Regions from separate parts of the Homo sapiens genome. Here region 2 is linked to region 1. The links are chromatin loops, found by intact Hi-C in ENCODE. Cell type or tissue: transverse colon. All regions are shown on one strand. Each heading gives the region's core, and the rest is flanking DNA. Links, peaks and the distances in the headings are about the cores only. Region 1 has its middle 46 kb from the start of CDK20. Region 2 holds the start of LOC122394732.

What was found. Peaks named below come from ENCODE experiments on the same cell type or tissue, not always from the same donor. Only the 100,000 strongest peaks of a DNase experiment are listed, where the experiment ranks them.
Region 2: it touches region 1 in a loop (14-fold over the local background); 2 of 110 quality-filtered maps call a loop at or near these places.

What each region holds. Positions count from the first base shown.
Region 1 is chr9:88,014,621-88,025,661 of GRCh38, forward strand. It overlaps the pseudogene RPS10P3. Among named protein-coding and RNA genes, the nearest start is that of CDK20, 46 kb to the left of the region's middle. In transverse colon, for the core only: no CTCF peak of the experiment used is centred there; a DNase peak (open chromatin) is centred at 3,369.
Region 2 is chr9:87,952,714-87,963,754 of GRCh38, forward strand. LOC122394732 reads left to right here and starts at 3,501. Exons shown (of 1, transcript NM_001395917.1): 1 at 3,501-4,170. The coding sequence starts at 3,554. The coding sequence ends at 3,787. In transverse colon, for the core only: no CTCF peak of the experiment used is centred there; a DNase peak (open chromatin) is centred at 7,290; H3K27ac peaks cover 2,150 bases.

The DNA.
Region 1 (11,041 bases), core at 1,507-9,506:
AGACCCTGTCTCAAAAAAAAAAAGAAAAGAAAAGAAAAGAAAGAAAAGGGATAAAAGGATTAGGGGAGATTGTGAGGACTAATTAATACACATGAGGACTTAGGGTAGGACTTGGCCTAAAGGAAAGAGCAAAATACACCAACACTTGTGCTCCACATGGTCTTGTTTTGTCCCGCCAAGCACACAGCTAGAGTTGCCTCAAAATGCTGGCAGGGAAATTGCCAGAAGGGAGTGCCCCATACCATCCCAAGATGGGGTTGGTTGGGATTCCAAAGAAAGAAGCACTAGCCAGGCGCAGTGGCTCATGCCTGTAATCCCAGCACTTTGGGAGGCCGAGGCGGGTGGATCACAAGGTCAGGAGTTCGAGACCAGCCTGGCCAACATGGTGAAACCCCATCTCTACTAAAAATAGAAAAATTAGCCGGGCATGGTGGCGCACGCCTGTAGTCCCAGCTACTTGGGAGGCTGAGACAGGAGAATAGTTTGAACCTGGGAGGCGGAGGTTGCAGTGAGCTGAGATCGTGCCATTGCACTCCAGCCTGGGGACAAGAGTGAAACTAAGTCTTAAAAAAAAAAAAAAAAAAAAAAAAAAAAAAAAAGCACTAACACCAGTAACACCAGGGTGATGAATCCAGAGCATTTATTAGGGAACCTACATACAGAGGCTGCAGCAACCCACTCGAGGGACAGCGAGAGACAAGCATCTTCTCCCTAGGTATGTCTGCAGTAGGGGGACCAGGGTTTATAGATGTCAGGGTTGAAGGAATTTAGCTGAGGGTCAGGGCCAGTTTCTTTCTGTGTTTTTGGCAAACAACCTAGGTATCTTTATCAATGCTGAGGCCCAGCTTTGGGTCAAGCCTGCAGGGAAAAACCTGTAGCTGACTGCATCACAGAGTGGTTAAGGCACTGTGTGATTTTTGATCAAGAATGTTAGGGGAGCCAGAGATCACCTCCAGCCCCACTTTTAGCTCTCAGTGGTCTCTTCAACTGGATCTAGAAACCAAATGATACCAGGTAGATTTTTTTTTAAAGCAAATCATTTTTATTTTTATTTTTAAAAACTTATTTATTTATTCATGTATTTAGAGACGGGGTTTCACTGTTTCCTGGGCTGGAGAGCAGTGGTGCAATCACAGCTCACTGCAGCTTTGACTTTCTGGGCTCAAGTGATCCTCCCACTTCAACTTCCTGAATAGCTGGGACCACAGGCACCTACCATGCCAATCTAATTCTTCTTTTTTTAGACGAAGTCTCACTCTGTCATCCAGGCTGGAGTACAGTGGTGCAATTTTGGCTTACTGCATTCTCTGCCTCCCGGGTTCAAGCGATTCTCCTGCCTCAGCCTCCTGAGTAGCTGGGATTACAGGCGAGCTCCACCACGCCTGGCTAATTTTTGTATTTTTAGTAGAGACAGGGTTTCACCACGTTGGTCAGGTTGGTCTCGAACTCCTAACTTTGTGATCCGCCTGCCTCAGCCTCCCAAAGTGCTGAGATTACAGATGTGAGCCACCATGCCCAACCTCTGTAGTGAGTCTCAACAGAGCAGAGTTCATTGCACAGCATTGGATGACCCAGCCCCTACCCCCGATTTTACTTGAGAATGAATTTGGGGCCGGGTGTGGTGGCTCAAACCTGTAATCCCCTTTCCCAGCCCCAGCCCGGCCCTTGCAGCTGCAGAGATGTTGATGCCTAAGAAGAACCGGATTGCCATTTATGAACTCCTTTTTAAGGAGGGAGTCATGGTGGCCAAGAAGGATGTCCACATGCCTAAGCACCCGGAGCTGGCAGACAAGAATGTGCCCAACCTTCATGTCATGAAGGCCATGCAGTTTCTCAAGTCCCGAGGCTATGTGAAGGAACAGTTTGCCTGGAGACATTTCTACTGGTATCTTACCAATGAGGGTATCCAGTATCTCCGTGATTACCTTCATCTGCCCCCAGAGATTGTGCCTGCCACCCTATGCCGTAGCCGTCCAGAGACTGGCAGGCCTCGGCCTAAAGGTCTGGAGATTGAGCGACCTACGAGACTCGCAAGAGGGGAAGCTGACAGAGATACCCACAGATGAGTGCTGTGCCACCTGGTGCCGGCAAGAAAGCTGAGGCTGGGGCTGGGTCAGCAACCGAATTCCAGTTTAGAGGCGGATTTGGTCATGGACGTGGTCAGCCACCTCAGTAAAATTGGAGAGGATTCTTTTGCATTGAATAAACTTACAGCCAAAAATCCTTAAAACAAACAAACAAACAAACAAACCTGTAATCCCAGCACTTTGGGAGGCCGAGGCGGGCAGATCACGAGGTCAGGAGTTCGAGACCAGCCTGACCAACATGGTGAAATCCCCATCTCTACTAAAAATACAAAAATTAGCTGGGCATGCTGGCATGCGCCTGTAATCCCAGCTACTCAGGAGGCTGAGGCAGAAGCATCCCTTGAACCCGGGAGGCAGAGGTTGCAGTGAGCCGAGATTGCACCACTGCACTCCAGCCTGGGTGACGGAGCGAGACTCCATCTCAAAAAAATAAATAAATAAATAAAAGAATGACTTTAGGAGAGTTTGGCCAATACCACTAATAAGAATAGTTGTTGCTATCAGTTGAACAAAAACGAAAGAATCTTGCCAGTCCAACATTTAATTTCCTTCCCTCTTTCCCAACACTCCTCCTCCTCCCATTCTCTCTTCTGGAAATCCTGTCATAACATTGGAATCCATGAACTTAATCTCTGATTTTAACATTTTCATTTTCATCTCTGTACTTTTGCTCCACCTTCTGAGAGATTTCCCCAACTTGCTCTTCCAACTATTCTACTAAGTTTTTAATTACTCACCTTTTGTTTTTCCTCTGTTCTGAATGCTCTTTTTAACAGCAACCTCTTTGTTTTTCATAGTTATATATTCATATGCATACTCTAAATAGGCATAGATAGATGTGTAATATCATCAAAGAAATTCTAAATATGTGAACATGATAATACATTTCCATAGTTTTGTTCCTCCAACTTGCTTCTGTCTCTGCTTGTTTTGGCCCATATCTTCCATTTTAGAGGCTTTGTCTGGTAAATCTTGGTTGTCTGCTCAGGGTTTTTTCTTTTTTGGGGGATAGGGTCTCACTCTGTTGGTCAGTCTGGAGTGCAATGGTGCAACCAAAGCTTATTGTAGCCTCCATGGTTTCTTGGGCTTAAGTGATCCTCCTCCCTCAGCCTCCCAAGTAGCTGGGAGTACAGGCATTTGCCACCACTCCTGGCTAGTGTTATGAGTTTTTTTGTAGAGACAGGGTCTGGCTATGTTGCCCAGGCTGGGCTCCAACACCTAGGCTCAAGCAATCTGCCTGCCTCGGCCTCTCAAAGTGCTGAGATTACAGGCGTGAACCATTGCACCCAGCCTGGCTTGCAGTTAGAAATATGGAACTGAACAACTTATTGGAAGTCTTGTAAGTAGGTGTGGCTTGTTTACCTTGCAATTCACCGTGAGGTCTGTGTGTATGCTATTAGGGAACCCAATACGTGTATCAATATTACTTGCTTTTTCCTCATGTACTGTTCAGATTCTCCAGAAAGTAGTCTTCCAATTTCCTGTTTGAAGGGTTCTTATGTGGTTTTAGCATTCTGTGAGCCAAGAGGGCTGGGGCTGTCAGCAATCAGTTTGCATCAATGTAATTGCGTCCCTTTTTGAGGAATGTGCCCTTAAGCTCAACTGTTGTGGTCAACTCTCAGCCCAAAGGTCCTCTCAAGAAAATAGACCTCCAGCGTTCTGCTGAATGTTACCCAGCCCTGTGGGGTGGGGAATGGGATCGAGGGATCCAACTGCTTCTTAAACATCTTGATTCTCAGCTGAACTCGCTTCTGGCCTAGAATTATCTTTCTTAGGCTAGGTGTGGTGTCTCACACCTGTAATTCCAGCACTTTGGGAGGCCAAGGTGTGCAGATTACCTAATGTCAGGAGTTCGAGACCAGTCTGGCCAACATGGCAAAACCCCCGTCTCTACTAAAAATACGAAAATTAGCCAGGTGTGGTGGCACACACCTGTAATTCCAGCTACTTGGGAGGCTGAGGCAAGAGAGTTGCTTGAACCTGGGAGGTGGAGGTTGCAGTGAGCTGAGATTGTGCCATTGCACTCCAAGCCTGGGCAACAGACTGAGACTCTGTCTAAAAAATAAATAAATAAATAAATAAATTTAAAAAATCATCTTTCTTAGGTTTGCAAAATTAATCATTAGTTTTCTTTATTTTTCCAGCTTTCAAAGTTGATTGCTGTTTTCTCGTTTCCTGTTAAGGGAGTATTAGATTTTTCCAATGTTGGCTACCACAATATCTCTAACTCTATACCCTCTTCTTGCAATAATTTTGACACTTGAAAAGTAGAGTCTCTGTTTTCTCCTCTTAGATTTGCATGGGTTTTTGACTAGGATGAAGTTGATTCTCTGCAACTTCTAAAATGAGGTCATAAAAGAAGGTCATTTCCACCTGGTTTTCTTGGGAAGCTATGTCATGAAGAAGCCCAAACTAGTCCATGCAGAGATACCACATAGTGGGGCTATGTGTAGTTGTTTCAGCCAAAAGTCCAGTGATGCCCTGGTCAACAGGGATTATCATTTTTTTTAATTAAATTAAATTTATTTTATTTTATTATTATTTATTTATTTATTTTTGAGACAGAGTCTTGCTCTGTTGCCCGGGATGGAGTGCAGTGGTGCGGTCTCAGCTCACTGCAACCTCCGCCTCCTGGTTCAAGCAATTCTCCTACCACCTCAGGCTCCCGAGTAGCTGGGATTACAGGCGCCCACCACCATGCCCGGCTAATTTTTGTATTTTTAGTAGAGATGGGGTTTCACCATGTTGGCCAGGCTGGTCTCGAACTCCTGACCTCAGGTGATCCACCTACCTTGGCCTCCCAAAGTGCTGGGATTACAGGTGTGAGCCACCGTGCCTGGCCTCTTTTTTTTTTTTTTTCTTTTTTAAATAAATAGAGATGAGGTCTTGCCATGTTGCTCAGGCTGGTGTCAAACTCCTGGGCTTAAGCGATCCTCCTGCCTTGGCCTCCCAAAGTGCTGGGATTATAGGCATGAACCACCTTGCCCAACTATCAATTCTATTTTTTTTTGAGACAGAGTCTCCCTTTGTCACCCAGGCTGGAGAGCAACGGCGAAACCTCGGTTCACTGCAACCTCTGCCTCCCAGGTTCAAGCAATTCTCCCTGCCTCAGCCTCCCGAGTAGCTGGGATTACAGGAGCCCACCACCATGCCCGGCTAATTTTTGTATTTTTAGTAGAAACAGGGTTTCGTCATGTTGGTCAGGCTGGTCTCGAACTCCTGACCTCAGGTGATCTGCCCACCTCGGCCTCCCAAAGGGCTGGGATTACAGTGATGAGCCACCACGCCCGGCCTTATTGATTCTTAATATGTGAATGAAGATGACTCCCGATGATCCAGCCCCAGCCATTGAGTTGTCCTAGCTGAGGCCCTAGACACTGTGGAACAGAGACAAGCCATCCCTGGTCTGCTCAGTTTAAATTCTTGAGCCATAGGATTTGTGTGTATAGTAAATGATGGTGGCAAAGCTGCAGCACTAAATTTGGGGATGGTCTGTGATGCACCAATAGTAATGGGAATATCTGTTTTCTTTCTTTCTTTTCTTTTTTTTTTTTAAGATGGAGTCTCACTCTGTCGCCCAGGCTGGCATGCAGTGGTGTGATCTCAGCTCACTGCAACCTCTACCTCCCAGCTTCAAGTGATTCTCCTGCCTCAGCATCCTGAGTAGCAGGGATTACAGGAGCATGCCACCGTGCCTGGCTACCATTGTATGTTTTAAATATCCACTGAAAGTCATTTACTATTCCCCTAAAATCATCCACACTTTTCCATCTCCCTTTCTCTTAAGCAGTAAGGTGTAAAAGCATTTGCACCCCATTGAGATACTGGGCAATCACTCTGTGGTTCTCCCCTGTGCACACCAATAAACTTCTGTGCCTTCTCTCCAATTAATCTGCCTTTTGTGAGTTGATTTTTTAGCAAATCTTCAGAGGGCAAAGGGGAAATTTTCCCTTGGCCCCTGAAACCACTTGACCCCATTAGCTCTCATTCTGACCAGCAAAGTAAAGAAGAATGGATCCCCCAGGATTTTCTAGGATATCTAAGTTTGTCATATTTCCATTGTGAAGTTTGTAGTAGATACACTGTCAAATCATACTTGACATTTTATTTTTTATTTTAAAGAATCTTTTATTTTAGATTCAGGGAGTACCTGTGCAGGTTTGTTACCTGGGTATATTGTGTGATGCTGAGGTTTGGGGTACGATTGATCCTATCACCCAGGTACTGAGCACAGTACCCAATAGTGAATTTTTCAACCCCCACCCCCTCTCTCCCCTCTCTAGTAGTGCGTGCCTTCCTTCCGTCCTTCCTTCTTCTTCCTCTTTTCCTTCCTTCCTTCTTCTCTCTCTCCTTCTCTCTTTCTCTCTTTCTTTCTTTCTTTTTGTCTCACTCTGTCGCCCAGGCTGGAGTGCAGTGGCACGATCTTGGCTCACTGCAACCTCCGCCTCTGGGTTCAAGCAATTCTCCTGCCTCAGCCTCCCAAGTAGCTGGGACCACAGGGGCACACCGCCATTCCTTGCTAATTTTTTGTATTTTAGTAGAGATGGGGTTTCGCCATGTTGCCCAGGCTGGTCTCGAACTCCTGAACTCAGGCAATCCTCCTGCCTCGTCCTCCCAAAGTGCTGGGTTTACAGGCATGAGCCACTGCACCCGGCCATAGAGTCGCAGTGCCCAGTTTCTATTGTTGCCATCTTACTGTCCATGAGTACCCAATTTTCAGCTCCCACTTTTTTTTTTTTTTTTTTTTTTTTTTAATGAGGCGGAGTCTAGCTGTGTGGCCAGGCTGGAGTGCAGTGGCGCAATCTCGGCTCACTGCAACCACTGCCTCCCGGGTTCAAGAGATTCTCCTGCCTCAGCCTCCCGAGTAGCTGGGACTGCAGGTGCCCGCCACTACGCCCAGCTAATTTTTGTATTTTTAGTAGAGACGGGGTTTCACCATGTTGGCCAGGATGGTCTCAATCACCTGACCTTGTGATCCGCCCACCTCGGCCTGCCAAAGTGCTGGGATTACAGGCGTGAGCCACTGCGCCTGGCCTTCTCTCTCTCTCTCTTTAAAAGATGTTATAAGATCCAAAAACCAAGCTGCTGCCACGGTTGCCGCCATATTCTTGGGTCTCCATTTTAAAGCTTTCTGGGAAGAGAGAGCCTCTCATTTCTCTTTGACAATTAATCCTTCGGGCAAGGAACTTACAGTTTTGTGTGAACTAACTTGTTTATTCTGAATCCAGCTCATTGTCTTTTAGCCGGGCATCTGGGGGAACTTCTCACGGTTCTCAGGGGCACTGTTCACCTGCAGCCAAGTTTCCTGACGGTTGCCCCGTCTCCTCCACAATGAGCGGCCCTTTACCGCTCCTTCAAGACCGAACCCTCAAGTCAATGTGCGCGGCTCTTCAACCAGGCACCCCACAGAGCTAGAGCAGAATAAAAAATCCTGCCGCTTCTTCAAAGAAATGAGTTTCCATTTTTAAAAGAGTCTAGTTTTAGGGAAAAATCAGTAGTTTTCCTTTCCTCTTATTGCTTCAATTTCCTTCACCACAAATAACTCGGTGGTCAGTCCTGCCACATCAACACCTCTGGTTTTACCTGACCCACCTTTGTAAGACCAGCAAGAGAAACAATAGATGTATGTTTGTACAGTTGGGAGTTACCCCAATTGTTTTCTCTAGTTCTCTCCCAGATCTGATTTTTTTAAAGATCTGCCTTTAAATTTGGAAGTCTCACTTTTGTACCTAAAGACTGATAGCGCATATATATGTGTGTGTGTGTATATATATATATATATATATATACACACACATATATATATATACTTTTTTTTTTTTTGAGACGGAGTCTTGCTCTGTCGCCAGGCTGGAGTGCAGTGGCACGATCTGGGCTCACTGCAACCTCCGCCTCCCAGGTTCAAGCGATTCTCCTGCCTCAGCCTCCCGAGTAGCTGGGACTATAGGCGCGTGTCACCACGCCCGGCTCATTTTTTGTATTTTTAGTAGAGACGGGGTTTCACCATGTTGGCCAGGCTAGTCTTGAACTCCTGGCCTCAGGTAATCCACCCACCTCGGCCTCCCAAAGTGTTGAGATTACAGGCATGAGCCACCGTGCCCCGCCAATTTGATATTCTCTAAGGGCTGTTTTGTAACAAAATGGAAGCAGTGGAAAGCGAATAAAAGAAAGAATATACTTGGTTCTGAGCTCAACTTACAGTCAGAGTGACATGGTTTGGACATTGACCCCTCCAAATCTCACATTAAAATATAATCCTCAAAGTTGGAGGTGGGGCGTGGTGGGAGGTGTCACGGGAGCGGATCCCTCTGGAAGGGCTTGGTGACCTCCCTGTGGTAATGGGTCAATTCTTGCTCTATTAATTCATGCAAGAGCTGGCTGTTTAAAAAAGCCTGGCATCTCTTTTGCTTCCTCTCTTGTCATGTGACACACTTGCTCCCTGCTCATCTTCCGCCATGAGTGAAAATGTCCTGAGGCCTCCCCAGAGGCTGAGCAGATGCGGGTACCATGCTTACACGGCCTGCAGAACTGTGAGCCCAGAAATCTCTTTTCTTTAGAAATTGTCCAGTCTGAAGAATTCCATTAGCAATGCAAAATGGGCTAATACACACATTAAGTAAAGCGATCTAGGGGCAATTTAAATACATTTTTAAAGTTATTTTTTTTTCAAGAGTCATCTTGCATCAGTCTACTTCCTACTTACAGGCTGAAAGCAGTCACCGCCCATTACTCAATAAACAGGTAAGAAGAAAATGGGTAATCTAGTCACCTTCCAGGCCCTGGGTGTTTCTTCCTCATGCATATGCTAAACACCTTGAAATCCTTTAACAAGCGGTTGGTTCTGGTCTTGATATGCATGTGAGAAAATGAAGCCAAAGGACTATGGGCAGAATATGACCTGTGCATTGTGTGTGCCCGGAAGGGGAGAAGCTGGCTGTTGGTGGTGGTGGGGGGACAGGGATGGGGTGTATGTATGGGCATCCTATGGGAATTTTGTCTGGGTCCTGAAGGAAGACTTAAGTAATATATTCAAAAATAATAAGCCAGATTGTTTGATTAAAAATTCTCTCTCTCTTTCTTTTTCCTTTTTTTGAGACGGAGTGTTGCCTGAGCTGGAGTGCAATGGCGCGATCTCAGCTCACTGCAACCTCTGCCTCCTGGGTTCAAGTGATTCTCCTGCCTCAGCCTCCCAAGTAGCTGGGATTACAGGCACAGCCACCATGCCCGGCTAATTTTTGTATTTCTAGTAGAGACAATTTCACCATGATGGCCAGGCTGGTCTCGAACTCCTGACCTCAGGTGATTTGCCTGCCTCGGCCTCCCAGTGTGCTTGGATTACAGATGTGAGCCACTGCACCTGGCCTAAAAAATTCTTTAAGTGCATTAATTAGGATTTACTGCATAGCTCTTCCACGAAATACACCTTTATAACTGCAGAGGAGGAAATATGTAATATCCCTGAACCATAGAAAGATGCTCAGTAGAGATGTAGGCAAAGAACATGGAAAGACAGGACCATACATAATAGCCGATGAGTTTCAAAGCCCATAGATAACACAGGTACCATATAATACAGGTTGCCAGAGTTTGTCTTTTTTTTTTTTGAGATGGAATTTTGCTCTTGTTGCCCAGGCTGGAGTGCAATGGCATGATCTCAGCTCTCTAAAAACCTCCGCCTCCTGGGTTCAAGCTATTCTCCTGCCTCAGCCTCCCAAGTAGCTGGGATTATGGGCAAACACCACCATGCCCAGCTAATTTTTGTATTTTTAGTAGAGACAGGGTTTCACCATGTTGGCCAGGCTGGTTTCGAACTCCTGACCACAGGTGATCCTCCCGCCTCGGCCTCCCAAAGTGCTGGGATTACAGGCGTCATCCACCGCTCCTGGCCAAGTCAAAGTTGTTTTGACTTGCAGTGCTTAGAAAGGGCTTTGGAAACTTTTTACTAGGTTTGAGGGGTAATGGGAGAGACTTCATGCAAATTCATGCAAAATCCACAAGTGATAATAAAAGATAAGATATGTTCTAGGGACGATGAAGGGACCTGCTTGTGGATCACATGATGGTGATCATTGATAACTATTTGAAAATGACTCCAGATCCTGCAACTTTTTTCTACTATTATCTGCATGATAGGCTGCAAGAGGAGCAGTAGTTTGATGATATCTCCTCAGGTGACTTCCTGGCACTCATTCAGTCAATAGCTGATGCATGGCCTGCTAACCTGGTTATATTTCACTTCCCTCTGAAGCCTGTTTCTCAAAGCCACTACTTCAGGACTAAACATGCAGTCATTTGTAGATGCCTTTGTATGGGAAAGGAGACATCAATGGGGACTTAGGAAATCATCTAATTAAGAGGCTTTCACTCGAAGGTCTAATTTGAATGAATTCACATTGTAAGAGGGAAGTGAACTGTTAGGATTCACTGCAGGCTTTCCTGCGTCTCAGTCCAGTGCCTGTTAGCTCACGGCAGAAAGACATACTTGTCAAAGAAAGTTATTATGCATTACTTTCTTTACTTCCAAAGAAGAACGCAAATGTTCTCCATGAAAGCAAGGGCAGTAGGAGGAGGGGGCAGGCTGGGGCTCTTGCTCACTACCTGCTGCCCTGAAATCCTAGAGTCTTGTTTAACACCACATGGCACTTCTCATGTAGCATTTTTGAAGGACTTTCAATCCAGTGCCACCCCAAGGAAATATGCCTTCTCCGTAGCTGGCTGTCTGGAATGGACTCTGGGTGAGATTGGCCCCTCTGAATTCCTGGCTTTGCGGCACATGCAACCATCAGATCCAGGCTGCTCCCAGGAAAGGGACAAAACTTGGCAGAGGGCAGTTCCTGGGGGCAGAGGGCAATTCCTCTGAGGCCCCCAGCAGGTGGCACTCTGGCAGCTTGGGGAGGGAACTGGGAAGGGGTGGAGACCCTGGGTTCTGAAGGGCAGGAGTCGAGCTCCTGCAG
Region 2 (11,041 bases), core at 1,050-9,049, 62 kb before region 1:
AAGTAGCACAATCTCGGCTCACTGCAACCTCCACCTCCTGGGTTCAAGGGATTCTCCTGCCTCAGCCTCCAGAGTAGCTGGGACTACAGGTGCATGCCACCACACCCAGCTAATTTTTGTATTTTTTTAGTAGAGACAGGGTTTCACCATGTTGGCCAGGATGGTCTTGATCTTTTGACCTCGTGATCTGCCTGCCTCGGCCTCCCAAAGTGCTGGGATTACAGGCATGAGCCACTGTGCCCGGCTCTAGTATTTTTTTTTTTTTTTTGAGATGGAGTCTCGCTCTTTCGCCCAGGTCGGAGTGCAGTGGCGCTATCTCCGCTCACTGCAAGCTCCGCCTCCCGGGTTCATGCCATTCTCCTGCCTCAGCCTCCCGAGTAGCTGGAACTACAGGCACCTGCCACCGCACCCAGCTAATTTTTTGTATTTTTAGTAGAGACGGGGTTTCACCGCGTTAGCCAGGATGGTCTCGATCTCCTGACCTCCTGATCCGCCCGCCTAGGCCTCCCAAAGTGCTGGGATTACAGGGATGAGCCACCGCACCCGGCCTCTAGTGTTCTTTATTCCTTTGTGAAGATGCATATATCCATATGGCATCCTTTTCCTTCTGCCTGAAGGACTTCTTGTAACATTTCTTATAGGGCACATGTGCTGGTGATTAATTCATTCAGATTTTCCCTTTCTGAAAAAAAGTGATTATCCTTGTCTTTCATTTCTAAAATTAGTTTTTGTTGAGGATATAATTCTAGGTTGACAGTTTGTTTTGTTTTTAATTTTAATACTATAAAGATGGTGCTTTTGTTTTTTTCTAGTTTAATTTGTTTCTTAGGAGAAATCTGTTATTCTTTTTTTTTTTTTTTCGAGATGGAGTCTCGCTCTGTTGCTCAGGCTGGAGTGCAGTGGCACAATCTCGCCTCACTGCAACCTCCGCCTACCGAGTTCAAGTAATTCTCCTGCCTCAGCCTCCTGAGTAGCTAGGATTACAGGCACACACCATCATGCCTGGCTAATTTTTGTATTTTTAGTAGAGATGGGGTTTCACCATGTTGGCCAGGCTGGTCTCAAACTCCTGACCTCGTGATCCGCCCATCTCGGCCTCCCAAAGTGCTGGGATTACAGGCAAGAGCCACCATGCCTGGCCTCTTCTGTTATTCTTATTGCTCCTTTATATGTAATATTATTTCTCTGGCTGTTTTATCACTAGTAGTGAAAAATTTTATTATGATATGCTTTGGTTTTATTTTCTTCTTGTTTCTTGTTCTTCTGTTTCATTGAATTATTTGGATCTGTGAGTTTATAGTTTTCATCCAATTTTTTAAAATTATGGCCGTTATTGCATCAAATAATTTTTCTCTTCCATTCTCCTCTTCTTCAGGGACTACAGGTATTTGTATTTAGGCTGCTTGAAGTTTTCCCACAGGTCACTTATGATCTGTTCTTTATTTTCAGTCTTTTGTTTTTCTTTTACTTTGGACAGTTTGTATTGCTATATGTTCAAGTTTATGTCTTCTGCATATATGTACTGACATTCACCTGCATGAAAACTAGCAAACTTTAGACTTGACAGCCTGTGGGAGAGCAGCCCAGATCCTCCCAGGCCATGGCCACTCTTCAAACATCCTCCAAAGCAGGGCAGTGCTCAGGGTGTCTCAGAGGAGTCCACCTCAGGGCATAGTTCACATCTATGTCAGGTCGGTGAAGGATATTTCCAAAGGAGGTGACACCATCTAGCTTCTTGCTTTGTATACACCCCTGTGATGATCTTTCAGTTTCAGTTTGAACATCGCCAGTGACAATGATTTTATTTTATCAGTGGACACCTCTAGAAGTTGGGGAAATTCCTCCTGGCCCTGAGCAGTAATGTGCTGTTTCCATCTGCTGATCCTGGTTTTGCGGTCAGGGCACAGTGTCTACTTCCTTTTCCACAGGCCAGCCTTTCAGTGATTTGAAGGGGTTTTCTTGCCCAAGTCTTTTCTGTCCAAACATTCATTTCCACACCTCGTGCCAGCTTGGTCATCTCTGCCAGAGTGTCCTGTCTGGAAAGGTCTCTTGAGATGTCACTTCCAAGTGTGTGGGCCTGATTGGGCTCTCAGTAAGTACATTCATTTCTAGTTAGTGACATGAATATGAATACTAAGTCTTTTGACGCTTTCCAAAGGCTATAGTTGAAAGTTGAAAACTAATAAAATTATCCTGTCAGAAGAAAAATGCCCCTTCCTAGACATGAAGGACACATTGCTCCGATTTTCTGCTCCTGATTAAAGACAGCAGGAAGAATTTGACATGTATCTGCTCATGATGAATTTTAAAGGAATAAAATAACATAATCAAGACTTAGGTGAAAGTCAGAGATAAAACCCAAAGAGGAGACATAAAACCTGTCTTCTGAATTTTTCAGAAATAATTCTGAAGCTGGGAATAAATGGGGCTCAATTCATGCGAGGAAGAGTCACAAAATCCCAACTCCTAAGGTACCTTTGAAGGCCAGAAGGTCTAGTGGGCCATTCTTCACAAGAATTCATACTGATTCATAGAACCATTCATTCATACTGGTTCATGTAATAATGGATTCACATAACTACAGATTCATACTGATTCGTAGAATCATAAATTTATACTGGTATCTGCAATTCCAATTCAGCACCACAGGTATAGTTTAACCTTCTTCCTTTCTTATTTATAGCTCCTTCTCCAACAGAGAGAACCCGGCCCTCATTATCCATATTGTATTTACTTCTTTGCACAATCTTAGAATACACATAAAGTAGTTTAGGGTAGCATCCCTCCCACTCCTTAATTATTTTTGAGCACATGAAAAATTAGCTTGTTTCTAAATATAAGAACAGGTAAAGGGTACACTCAAAAAGGTATCCCTCTTCCTATTCCTCCTTTTCTACTCCCATTCCCCCATCCTATCTACCCTGCCTCTTCCTGTCTCTCTAATCTTACTGGTTTTTCGTTTAGATTTCTTGTTTCCTTTTTGAGCAAAAGAATAGATAACGTGTATTTTTCTGTTTCCTGTTCTTTCTTATATGAAAACTAAATACCTCATGAAAAAGTTATCTAATTTAAGTGTAACCCCAAACCTAGACAAATGGCACAATCTTAATTATTTAACAACTTCAAGGATGCATACACATAAAGGAATAAAGAATTGCTTCTGAAACTAAACAAATTTATTGAATCAACTTTCTAGTTTTTTCTCTCCATAAACATTCTGGTCCTGATTTATGAGGACCGAAAGGCACTTACCTTTCAGCCTAAGTAGAAGCCCAGGATGGCAGTCAGCATCCTTATGGCCATTCTGGTCTATCAATGCACTCATCTATATTTTTACACTAAGAACAGCTGCAAGCTTAAAATCTTCTCACTAGTAAATGTAAGGGTTTTGGGCTAAGTGGATCTCTGATGCCACTCAGCTCCAAGATTCTGTTCCCATGGTGCTGTGGTTATAATATTCCAAACCACAGGAGAATCATTTTCCAGAGACATTTACAGGCAGCCTCACTGTCCTGTCTTGAACATCCTCCACCAAAGTGTGAACACAGGTGGCATGGGCTTCGTAACGAATAAGAGCGCCTTCAAAGCAGGAGATTCCCTGTACCTGCGAAGGGCCTTCGTGAACAACCTTGGAGAGGAAAGGAGAACCAGGATTCAGATCCAAAGCATCCAGAAGGCTTTAGACATCCAGATCAGGGAGATTGATAGAGAAAAAGCAGCCCTGAAGAGATTTTTGGTAAAGCTTCACAAGACAACTGGCTATTTTCCTCAAAAGCCATTGTGGTGACTGATGCTGTGCCACCATAGGGGACGAGTTCATCTGAAACATCCAATACAGACAGAACACACCTGGGTCTCCTTCTGTATCTCTCTGTGACCCAAGAAAGCAGTAGAAGTGGCTACTGGGACAAGCCAAAAAAGAAAAAAAAGGACTAGATAATTGAGGACACAAATGGACTGCCTCTAAAATAATAAACAAAACCTCCTACAAAAGAGAGAATAATGCGCTGATTTTTTTCCCAGCTGATTCTATTTCTTTACAACTTGAGGTGGTAATATGCAGTGCACGTGTTATTTTCTTACAGATTCTCCTGGAGGCAAGAATAAAGCTGAGCTATTTTAGAGATCTTTCAGATACTGATCATGAAATACATATTATATTTGCCTTAATCCTGTTCTCTTCTCATTGATATCATTTTCAATTATTTTCTACAGTTTTAATAGCATGAGTAAATAATAATAAATATTAAAATTAAGGTGAAAATAATAGTGGGAAATACATGGAATTTTGTATCTATAAGAAAACTCAATTTAAATGTAGGTTTTCCCATGTATTAGTTGTATGTTCCTAGACTTAAAAACTCATTTTTTAAATTCAACATGAGGATAATACCTATATTAAAATATTGTTTTTAAGGATTAAATAAGATAACATATATATAGGGCATATTGCAGCCACCCCTAAAATGGTACTAGCTCTTGTGATGACTGTTGTTTCCATTAATATTTTTATTACTGTGTAATAGAGGTCAAGTTCTGTTCCCAGCTCTTTCCAGGATTGCTAGGCAAATCCGTTTCCATTCGTAGGCATTCATTTTTTTCTGAGGCTATAATATGAGAGTCAGACTAGATAATGTCCACAGGCCCTTTCAATCTTAAGTTCTTTGATACTATAACTCCATGGTTATACTTTGAAATGTGTTTGCAGCATCCTAGAGAAAAAAAATCTAACAATCAGAATGCACACACCAAGGCGACTAGAGGCTTGTATATTCCTACTTAACCATGACGTATCTACCACCCTCATGTTTAAATATACTTGTAATTCAAGTACAAAATATCTTAGTGGCCTCATTTTTTTTTTTTTTTTTTTGAGACGGAGTCTTGCTCTGTCGCCCAGGCCGGAGTGCAGTGGTGCAATCTCAGCTCACTGCACCTCTGCCTCCTGGGTTCAAGTGATTCTCCTGCCTCAGCATCCCGAGTAGCTGAGATTACAGGCACGTGCCACCATGCCTGCCTAATTTTTTTGTATTTTTAGTAGAGACAGGGTTTCACTGCATTAGCCAGGGTGGTCTCGATCTCCTGACCTCATGATCTGCCCACCTCGGCCTCCCAAAATGCTGGGATTACAGGCGTGAGCCACTGTGCCCGGCCCAGCCTCTCCTTTACACACACACACACATACACACCATGAATAGATACATATATACATGTGTATACACACACATATGTATTATATGTATGTGGGCGGCAGGATCAAGGGGGATGTGGTTAGGCTGTGGGTTTTCTATGAGGGAGAAGGGGAAGGTAAAAGTGTCGAGTGGTTTCTTGGCCATGTGCAGCCATATCAGTGCTTCTGTGTACCTGAAAACTGTAATTACGTTGTGGCCAGTGTGGTCACGGGCAGAGGTCGCAGCCTTTCTTGTTGATAGTCCCTCATTGGTTGTGAATTTAAATATTGTGTAGTTATGCCCTAGGGGGTGCAGAGTTCATATAATGTAATTAGGACTTGGGACACCATCTTGGCTTTTTTTGTTTTTGTTTTTTGAGACAGGGTCACGCTCTGTCACCCAGGCTGGAGTACAGTGGTGCAATCTCAGCTCAGTGCAACCTCTGCCTCCTGGGCTCAAGCCATCCTCCCACCTAAGCCTCCTGAGTAACTAGACCTCATGCCACCATGCCTAATTTTTGTATGTTTACTAGAGACGAGGTTTCATCATGTTGCCCAGGCAGGTCTTGAACTCATGAGCTCAAGCAATCCACCCACCTTGCCTCCCAAAGCGCCAGTATTACAGGCGTGAGCCACCATCCCTGGCTAGAGGCAGCATTTTGATGACTCAGGTCACCATTGTCATCTACATCGTTTCAGTAGCCCCCGTTTTAAAAGCTCATTATATCTTTCTATGATACCCACTGCTGTTACTTTGTAATGTTACTTTGTAATACCCATCGTTGCATTTGCTTTGTGGTACAAGAAGAGCCTTGATCTGACTGTGTAACTTGTGGCACACCCAAAGGCTGTAAAAGCTGTTTTGGTAACCCATTGTGACATTAGTAGAGGTTCCTGCCTCACATGGGTAAGCAAATGGATGGCCTGTGTAGATATCCCTTAGCATATTCATTGGCTCCTGTCACTGTAGGGGGAGGCCCTTTGAAGTTGATTTGCCAGTTCTGATAATGGCCTTCCTGTGAATTTCTCCTCCCAGGCAGTGAACCCAGTATCTAAATTTCTAGCATGGTACAGTCCCTAATAACCTTGCATAAATGTGTCTCTGCTGGGTTGACTCCTCTGTTAATAATTCCTTTTTGACCGGGCATGGTGACTCACGCCTGTAATCCCAGCACTTTGGGAGGCAGAGGCGGGTGGATCACTTGAGGTCAGGAGTTCTAGACCAGCCTGGGCAACATGGTGAAACCCTCGTCTCTACTAAAAATACTAAAATTAGCCAGGTGTGGTGGCACGTGCCTGTAGTCCCAGCTACTTGGCAGGCTGAGGCACAAGAATTGCTTCAACCCAGGAGGCAGAGGTTGCAGTGAGCCGATATTGCACCACTGCACTTCAGCCTAGGTGACACTGCAAGACTCCATCTCAAAGAAAAATAAAAAATAATAATTCATTTTTGTAACCCCATGATGCCCAAATGCCCTGACCTCTCCTCTTACATGCCCTTGCATGGGATAGGGTAGCTCATCCCAAAGCTCTAGGACTCTGCCTCCTTCAAGAGGCTTATCTGCTGGTATGCTATGGTTAGTTCATCAGCTTTGGTGTTGTGTCATGCCTCTTCCATGTCTTGTCTGGTATGAGCCAAGGTACGGTGCATCAAGGTAGGCAGAATGGGAGCCACTGTAAGTGTTAGTGCAGCATCTTGGCTCTCGAGTAAATACAAATTAATACCAGGCCAAACAGTAATTTTTCTCAGGCAAGTTTTAATGGGCTTGAGCTCAATCAAAGCAAGGGAGCAGTGCCCAGGAAAAGGACCCCAGTGCTACAGCCAAAAAGGGCTCAGCTCTTGTCATTTTAAGGAAGCTGAGGCAGAGAAAGGAATGACATAGAAGCTGTGAGAGTTAAAGAAAGAGGAAAGAAACACAAAAAGTGGCTCAACAGTCAAAGACAGGTTTATTTTGGAGAATGAACCTGAGAGGGGTTTCTGGCCGATTTCAGTCAGGAGCACTCTCTCTTACAGACTAAGAGTATTTAAGTGTTTTAGGGCAAGATAGCTTATCACAGGCTTGGAATGTTTCTGTGTGGAGGAGAAGTTTATTGCGGGGTTTGGAATGTCTCCAGCTGGAGGGGAGGTTATCTCGGGGCTGGCATGTGTCTGGTTGGGGAGGGGTTTATCTTAGGGGTTGGAATGTTTCTGGTTGGAGATGTCATTTGTGATTTATGGTCATGCTGACCTTAGCTGATGCCCTTTGGATTTAGGTGGTTTCTGATCAAGGGGAATTTTAAAATGGTGGTGCTTGTCCAAGATGGTGATGTTCCTGCTCTGTCAGAAGCCTGTTTAGGCAGTTTTCTTTGTGCCTGTACAGTGGGGTGTCATGCCCTAACATACATTGCATAATTAGAAAATGGTAGATAAGCCCCAATTTGGGCAGAGATTTTCGTATTACAGTGAGATTATGAGGAAAACTCAGTGAAAGGTCAGTGCTGAAGTCCATCTTGTCTTCAGCCAACTGGATCTGGTCCAATTCTCATAGGGAATGCCAGAGTTTTGTTTTAGTAAACTTGGAATATGGTCAGGTTCTTATCAGGAATGCTAGAGTCCGGCTTTTAGCAACCTTGGGAGACATCACTTAAGGCAATAAACAGTTTCTTCTATTTGTGGTTAAGAATTCAGCCTGATCAGCTAAGTTAGGAGAGGCTTCCCTTCTGCTATGTGACTTAGGTCAGCTTGTTAAGGGAGGCAAGAAGGTAGGGGAGGGAATATGCCTGGACATGTGAGCCCCATGAGCCTCGGTCTACAAAGACCAAGTCTCTTTCCTATACTGTCTCATAATGATTATTTTCCCTACATCTTTTTACCCTGAATATCTTGGCCTTGTATTTTCCAGCTCTGATATTGCCAAAGTCCCAACCAAGTAGTTAGCTCATTAGCCATTAACCAAGAGTTCATGAAGATAGAAACCTTGGGAAAATGGCGTATCTATTGCTAGGAGTAATGCACATATGGAATGAGTGTCTGAATGGGGTTAAAGGCTGTAGCTCTCCTTGGTCTGAATTCCTTATGCCCTGTGCTCCCTCATCAGTAATGAGAGGCCATTGGTTCTCTTGTTTTGAGATTGCTGACCATCCTCCCTCCAGTCCCCACTAAGCAAGAGGCAGAGGCATTTTCAGGATTTTGGCAAGTTGACCTCAGTGGCAGGGTATGTGGCTATTTTCTCATGGAATGTTACACTCCAGTAGGACTAAATGTGAGTTGATTCTGTAAATACCATTTCCATTGTAGTAAGAAGGTTTCTGTTGCTGATCCAGTTTTACAGTAAGCTTTTTCCATTACCCAGGGCATAATAGGAATCTTGGTTCATAGGGTAAATGGGCTCTGCCCTAGTAAGGGCTTCAATTTTGATAACTAAAAAGCAGAAAATTTGTGGGTGACTGGATACGAAGAAATATGGGAGGAAGGGATGTATTGGTGCCAGAATCCCAGTGTTGATTGAATCCCTTTATTGATGTGGGAGGTTGGAGAGCTAGGAGATTCTCTTTTGCCAAATTGGGAATAGTTTACCTCTCTGAGTTCTAGGTGTAGCCCAACACTTTAACAGGTCAGGAGGGGTCTTGCACCTTATGTGGGGCAACTGTCCATCCCCTCAGTGGGGTGCTTGCTCACAGCTGTGATGACCTGTGAAACAAAGTTTTGGTCAGGACCAGTGAGGAGGATGTCACTGATATGATGCCAAAGCTAAGTTTCTTGGGGGAAGTGTGGGGCAAGCATCGGGGTCCTCTTAGCAAAGTCCAGATGTAAGTAAAGGCCTTTCACCACAGTGCAGGCAGTCAGGTAAAGCTGTGCTGTTGACTCTCAAAGGTTAAGTCAAATTGTGGTTGGCTGTCATGAAAAAATTTTAGTGAATAAAACCTGTTAGCCAAGTCTGTGCAGTAACTCTAAACCATTTACCCATGTTGTTTTGAATGTCATCCATTAAGGTGACAATATTTGGTAGAGATGCTGTAATGAAGAGAACAGCATTGTTTAGCTTTGTATCATCTATAATAAGTCCAGTCATCAGTAACAGCTTTAAGCACAGGCTTAAAGGAACTGAAAGGTGAGATGGTAGGAATCAGCATCCCTTCTTACCCAAGTCAGTCCCGACAGGCTGGCACCCTTCAGTGTCTTGTCTTAGGCAGCACAGTGGTGTATCTACCACCTCAACTGGATAGAGGAAGGCTGACCGATTCCCACAGGGAACCCACCCACCAATAGTGTAAAAGTCTTAGGCTTGTTGCTGCTGACTGAGGAGGTCCATTCAGTAGTGGGAACAAGAGAGAAGTATTTCTTAGCAAAATGGAACTAACTTTATTTATTTATTTATTTAGAGACGGAGTCTTGCTCTGTTGCCTAGGCTGGAATGCAGTGGCACAATCTCAGCTCACTGCAACCTCTGCCTCCCAGGTTCAAGCAATTCTCCTGCCTCATCTGAGTAGCTGGGATTACAGGCACACGCCACCACACCTAGCTAATTTTTGTATTTTTAGTAGAGACAAGGTTTTGCCACGTTGGCCAGGCTGGTCTCAAACTCCTGACCTCAGGTGATTCACCCACCTCGGCCTCCCAAAGTGTTGGGATTACAGGCATGAGACACCATGCCCGGCCCTAGGGACTAACTTTAATAGTTAAGTGGCTTATTAATCTTCCTTCCAAGCCTGTCACCTCCTTGAAGTGTCCCTTTAAAGCATGAGTGCTTCCTGGGTTAGGGAGATTTGAGCATCCACATCCAACAGAGCCAGGCTGTGGTGTTTATTTTTTGGAACCCAAACCACAGTTAATGGAATAGGGTGATTGTCTTTCAGGGGAACCTGATTCCACAATCACCAAATCCCTGTGTAGGGTGGGTACCTGCCACTGGTGGAGATCAGGGGCAGGCACAGAAGGCGGGGATGGCTTGAAGGAGATACCATAATCTGACCCTAGTAAGAACTGTAACTGCCCCACGGGTTTCCCAGAGATCATCCAATTTGGGACCCCCTTGTTCCTTAGGTTCTAGTATAACCTCTCTTGTACATCTTGGCAGGAGCATGGTTGTAGGTGGTTTGTTTGGCTTGCGGAAGGGAAGCAGCCTCATGGTCGATGGCAATTTTAAAAAGTCAGGCCCAGATAGGGAAAGAGCAAGACCCTGAGATGTGGGATTAGGACATTTGAGTGGGCAATCAGAGAATTTTGACCTCCCCGCTTCAGATTTCCTGAGGCCTCCTGATGGTCTTACATGAAGTATATGGGAGCCTTGGCTCTGTATGGCCCTAGGCCCTACTATAGCCTTTGCAAGGGGGAGGCAGGTCAGGCAGCATGGGCTGTGCCACCCTCTTCTCTCACCTGTTCCAGGGTGTCTGATGCTTCTTGCAGACAACTCTGGGTGCCCCAAGAACAGATGAGTCATAATGATAAACAATTTATCGTCTTTTAACCAATATGTGGGGGGTGGGGAGGGGTGGGCATGAGGCCAGGGGAGCATCCCTTGTCCCCAGGAGGGAAGCTTTGAATGGTGAACCAAGACTGGGGACTCTGGTCCCCACCTTGAAGCCTCCTTGCTTTGAGTAAGGCCACATTTCATGAGTTTTGGGGACCGTGACCTGCCAAGGATGGCAGATAGAGGGACGCAGTCTCCTGGGCCCAGGCCTGCCCAGTTTCCTCCAGTCCTACCACCTGGAGCAGGAGGGCCCAGCACCACGCTTGGCCTCAGGGCTCTTTCTCATGGGTGACCAGGTGACCACTCAGGTCCTGGAGCCTGGCCATCCCTGCCTCCTTGTATGAATGAGGGTGGTGGCTGGCCTGCCTACTCCTGCAGCCTCATCGCCAAGGTGACTGGTTGCTATTCAGGCCCCCTAAGG